Linked DNA regions of Homo sapiens: region 1 is linked to region 2. A link is a contact called in ENCODE Hi-C data. All regions are on one chromosome and are shown on one strand. The core of a region is the stretch at or near the end of the contact, and the rest is flanking DNA. Distances in the headings are between cores, read along the strand shown.

Region 1 (2,766 bases), core at 81-2,580, 1.2 Mb before region 2:
TACTTGTTAATTCATTCAGCTGTTGATATCAGTATGGATTCATAAATATTTATTTTATATTTTGGGTTATGACCCAATAGTATGTGCTTTATTTACTTTACTTATTTAAGTTTTTCCGTCTCTGGCCATTGGGAGCCCTTTCAGTTCTCTCTTGGGTTCTTCCAACATACTCATAGCATTGTGGGTTTGTTGTTCTTTTGTTTGTTTTTAAACTTTCTGACCTTCTGGCACTACAGTGATGCTAGGGCTTATCTTGTAAATTACCTGGACCAGTCCTGGACTCAGACATTTCTTCAGTAAGTCCTGGTTCCTTCCACTGGAAGATGGTATTAGAAACCAAGATCTAGGTGCTAGGTATGGAGGCTGCTATTGGTGGGTCATTGCTTCTAGGTCCTCTCAGTTGACACAGCACAGAAATGCAGGTGTGTACACTATCCCATGTATGTACGTGTGTCTGTAAATGTAATATTTTAATATATAAACATGTGTTTACCAAAACTGAATTAATAACATGAAGCTGTGTGCAAGTTCATACTGAGGCCTCCACCTCAACTCATAAGGATCATTGTAGCTGGCTCCTCTTCACTATCTATAACGTCCCACTCCTGAAATGAACACCAGGGTGGCAGCAGCTACCATCGATATACTTAACTGCTCAATATAAGTTTACATGCATAGTGGTTTCCCTAGTGGGAATCAACTTTATCAGCCAGACTGCAGGACTTAGGGACAGTCCCTTACAGACAAGTCTCATTTCAAAAATTACTCAGATCAGCACCTCTTTCCTCCATCCCCTTCAGGGAGGTTGTTTTATGCATTTTTAATATAGTTAAGTAAGACTTTTTCGTCAGATGTATTCTATGCTGGGCTCCCCTGACCTCCTAACTGATTTATTTTAAGCTTACATGCAGCAAGGTTTTACTCTTTGAGCTGTAATTTTCTGTGGGTTTTGACAACGACATGGTGTCATGTACTTATCATTACAGTACCATAAAGTTTCACTGCCCTGAAAATCCCCACACACTTCACCTACTCTTTTATTCTCTAACTCTGCCCTCTTTCTGACCATGTCTTATCTTTTTACAACCTCTATAGTTTTGCCCTTTCCAGAATGTCATAGAAATGGAATGGCACACTATGCAGTCTTTTCAGACTGGCACCTTTCACTTGGCAAGAAGCACTGAAGATTCACCCATGTCTGTGTAAGGCTCTGTGACTCATTCCTTTTTATTGTTGAGAAGTATTCCATGGTGAACCACAGTCTGTGTATCCATTCAAGTACTGAAGGACGTATTGGTTAATTTCTGTCTTGGGAAATTATGAATAAAGCTGCCATACATACTTGCTTGCAGGGTTTGGTCTAAACATACTTTTCAGATCAGTTGTGTCAATACTTAGGGGCATGACTACTGGGTCATATGGAAGACTATGATTAGTTTTATAAGAAACTGCTTAACTGTCTTCCAGTGTCTGCGACATTTTGTAGTCACCAACAATGAGCAAGAGTTCTGCCGGCTCTGCTTTCCTGCCAGGCATTGCTATTTTGGTGGGTTTAAGAATAACAATAGATGTGTAGTGAGTTTTGCCACTAGTTTAATTTATATTTCCACAATGACATATAATATTGAGCATCTTCGTCTTTTCGTGTGATACTTTTACCCTTGCTGAGGTATTCGTTCAAATTTGCCCATTTCTTTTCTTTTTTCTTTTTTCTTTTAACAGACTCTTGCTCTGTCGCCCAGGCTGGAGTGCAGTGGTGTGATCTCAGCTCACTCCAACCTCGACCTCCCTGGTTCAAGCAATTCCCCTGCCTCAGCCGCCTGAGTAGCTGGGATTACAGGAGCATGCCACCATGCCTGGCTAATTATTTATTTATTTATTTATTTATTTATTTTTAGTAGAGACGGGGTTTCACCATGTTGGCCAGACTGGTCTCAAACTCCTGACCTCAGGCAATCCATCCGCCTCGACTTCCCCAAATGCTGGGATTACAGGCATGAGCCACCATGCCCAGCCCCATTTCTTAATTGAGGCATTAGTTTTCTTATTGTTGAATTTTAAGAGTGTCGTATATATTAGAGTCAAGTGTTTTTATCACATATGTGTTTTGCAAATAGTTACTCATTTTCTTGGGCTTCCATTTTTATTCTGTTAAATGCCATTTGCAGAGCAGACATTTTTAATTTTAATAATGCCTGACCTATGAATCTTTTTTTGAGTGTGAATGGATCATGCTTTTGGAGCTGTATTTAGAAACTTTTATCAAACAGAAGGTCAGGTAGATTTTCTGCATTTTCTTTCAGAAGTTTTGCACCTTTGTATTTTACATTTATGTTTATGCATCATTTTGAGTTAATTGGTATTTTAATTTTTTATTTCCATAGGTTATTGGAGAACAGGTGGTATTTGATTACATCAGTTTTTTAGTGGTTATTTGTGAGATTTTGGTGCACCCATCACCCAAGCAGTATACACTTCACCCAATTTGCAGTTTTTTATCCCTCACTTCCTTCTCATCCTTTTCCCCTGAGTCCTCAAAGTCCATTATGTCATTCTTATGCTTTTATATCCCATTTTGAGTTAATTTTTGTGAAAATTGTACAGTCTGTGTCTAGGTTTTTTTTTTTGGAAATAGGTGTGCAACCGTTCCAACATAATTTGTTTAAAAAGCCTGTGTCTTCATTGAATTACCTTTAGGCCAACATAAAGAATTAAGTGAATGTGTTTGGATCTATTGCTTGGCTTCATATTCTGTTCATTGATGAA
Region 2 (2,977 bases), core at 466-2,965:
ACTGAGCTGAACATAAACGACCTTATTTAAATCTCTTAAAATCTGGAGAGGAAACAAATCTCTCCCTTGTTGAATGTTAAATGAAAACAAATTGTTAGATAACTTCTCTATGTTCATTTACCTTCCTTCTCCCATGCTGCCAAAATCAAAGAAAGAAAAAAAAAGTCTTATAATTTAAAAAAGGTCTCGATGAGTAAAATATTTAGCGTGATGGAAAACTCAAAGTAAGTTTTCTTAAAAATAAAATAAGACATTTTTGTTCTAAGAAGATTTGGAAGGTCCTGAAATACCCAGTAATTAAAATTACTCAGAGAGAATTACATAATCTAACAGATGCAATTTTTATATCTGTGCTTCATTAATCTAGTGTTCCTTGAGCACACACTACCACATTACCGTTTGCTGAGGACACATTTCAAGCTGTCAAAGATTAATTAGGTAAATCATCACTAGTATTTTAGGATAATAATTTGTTTTCTTTACACTCTTCTTAGGTAGCTAAATGATAATCTCCATTGGTCTTTTTCACAACACTCTGGGCTAAGTTTTTTTTTTATTTTTTAATGTAAGCCTAGTGCTCTGGAATAATTACCAGGACTTCTCAAGATGCCTGCTTTTCCTACAGCTGACTTGCAACAATTTATAGAAACTTACAAATAAGCTACATACCAGGGAAAGCTCTGTGCCCAACACACCAAAGCATCAAATAAGCTTAGTACCAGTGAGACTCTGAGCCCAATATACCAAAAAGTACCGAGTCTGGCTTCAAAAAGTGTAACATCTCAAATCAGTGCCTGGAGTATTGAAAGACATTGTTTTTTAATTTTGTGATTTTAAAAAACTTTTCCCCTGAATGCTAGGGAATTGATCTGAGAATCATCATCTCAATGCATTTCCTGAGGAATTCTTTGGGAGCAGGAATTTGTCAGACTTTAATGCAAATGGGCAGTGCCTGCAAGTTCTTGCCCCTTATTTATTATTCGCTTTAGTATAATGTCGATGTTCAGAGTGTGCTTTGGTAGGAATTTGGTGGCATTTCCTCCATGCCTCAGTGTGTTAGTCAAAGCCCCACGGCTTTTCAAACCACGTCAGATCCTCCACTTGCACGTCGTCTTGTGCAAAACCTGTTTCCCTCTTACTCAGTGGTTCAGCCTGTTCCCATTCTACAGCTCTTACAGCGAGTTCCAAAAACTAGTTTCTCAACGCAGATAGAATGGAAAAGAGCAGCAACAATAAAGATTTATCATTAAGGACTGTGATGGAAGTTTACTTCATCTCCACTTAAACAAACAAAATAGTAAACCAATTGATTTGGTAAATCAAGCCATTGATTCTTATCATCAAATAAATCTTTATTGTCTTAATTACCTAATATCACTTGTATCATTGTGAATTTGCAATTTTAGCTCTGCTGTATAGAACATGATACTGCTGCCAAAACGCTTTACACAGTAATTCAGTGAAAGAGCGTTCACAAAGCATGTTTTCAAAGTATTCTTTATGGATTCTTCTAAGAGTGAAATTCATGTTTATGGAATTATATGGTCTCTCATAAACTTTTCCCTCCTTCCTCTATTTATAGTGGACAAATTTTGCCAAGCCTGGGTCAAGAACTATGTCAAATATTCGAACGATGTTGCAGTGTTGAATTCCTCAACACAGACCAGCTCCTCGGCTTTGGTTTCGTAACGGTTGTGTCCTCATGAATTGAAGGTTTATGCTTCTATTTTGAACCAATCTGTTAGACTCATTAGCATTCTCGTTCACTTGCCCTACATAGCTGGAGCTGTTTCCCTCTTTAGGTGTGAGAGCAACAGCTGTGGAAAATATTCAAATTATACTGGTGACCTTGTTAACAAGGAACTTGCGAGCACATTTGCCTCCACTGGAACTGTAATTTATAAAAATATAATTTAGCCACAGAGCTAGTAAAATGGGTTAACAATTATTTTTATTGTGTAGGCCATTTCGTTGTTTCTTTCCATATTTGTTATTGAAATTACAGTAATAAGAACAAAGCATTTTACCATTCTCATTACATGCCACACAACCCGAGCAGTGATTTAAAGAAAAAAAAAATTGAGTGCAGGATGTGATGTTAGCAGGGAGCACCTCTGCGATGCTGACATCCTCCTGGCACTCTTTCTGACTCATTATCCAGTTCCCTGATTTATCTAGAAACCTTGCACCAAGTTAAAAATATTTTGGTTTAGATATAACTGATATTGTCTCCTTCTGGCTCAGAAACTTCCCACCAGTCCTTTTTTGCCTTTTGAAAAGCAGATGAACCCTGTGTGGCTTTGGAGGTTTCCTGCAATGTAGTTCCACCAGCTGGTGCAGCCATTGCCTCTGTACAAGAGCTCCTGGGCTCTGACAAACAGAGTGACTGCTGCTCCCCCTAGCACCAGCCTTTCCGGGCCATCTGGCCTCAGATACTGGCATTGCTCATCCTTGGGGATCTCTTCTCCTTCTAATGACCATCCCACTTGAAGGATCATCTGAAGGCCAACTCCTGCATTAAGAGTTTCCCCATGCCCTCCCACATAACTCCATCTGTGCCCCACTGAAGGCACATTCATTATGCACCTCATTTCATCTGAACTCTCTGGTAGTCCCTTTTTATACTTCTCTTGTGATTCAGGTTTCATAACTCTTGAGGGCAAAGACTCTTTTACTCATCTGTCCCTTTACTCTGTAAGCTAGGTCCACAATAAATGTTCATTAACTTAAATTCTAAAACTTCATTTTGTTGGATAAAGAATAACCACAGAATGGAGACAAAAAATCTCACTTGCAGAATATGGTATTTTCTCTGTTCACCAGAAGTGTATTGCTCCAAATGCACTGAGAGTGTTGGAGGTTAGGACTGACAACATTTTTCCAAAAGCACAGCACAGATGGGCTCAAAAAGCAAAATAGGAGACCAGCAATCTATTCACAGAGCACTTTCACCTTGGACTTCTTAGAACTCTTGACT

Evidence for each region. A loop is a pair of places that touch in the nucleus more often than their neighbours do. Pooled maps may share reads with other maps.
Region 1: a loop to region 2 is called in a pooled map, with 8 times the contacts of the local background. The contact joins two enhancer-like sites. A Hi-C loop is called at or near these places in 2 of 168 maps with a recorded cell type or tissue (IMR-90 and PC-9) and 4 of 50 pooled maps.

Annotation. Positions count from the first base shown.
Region 1 is chr10:4,774,520-4,777,285 of GRCh38, reverse strand. No RefSeq gene overlaps it. Among named protein-coding and RNA genes, the nearest start is that of AKR1E2, 50 kb to the left of the region's middle. Within about 2 kb of position 1,330, at least 3 of the 41 ENCODE cell types and tissues checked have a DNase peak (open chromatin) inside an H3K27ac peak, as active enhancers do.
Region 2 is chr10:3,622,674-3,625,650 of GRCh38, reverse strand. The region is part of intron 1 of LOC105376360 (a long non-coding RNA gene); the gene reads right to left. Among named protein-coding and RNA genes, the nearest start is that of LINC02669, 120 kb to the right of the region's middle. Within about 2 kb of position 1,715, at least 7 of the 41 ENCODE cell types and tissues checked have a DNase peak (open chromatin) inside an H3K27ac peak, as active enhancers do.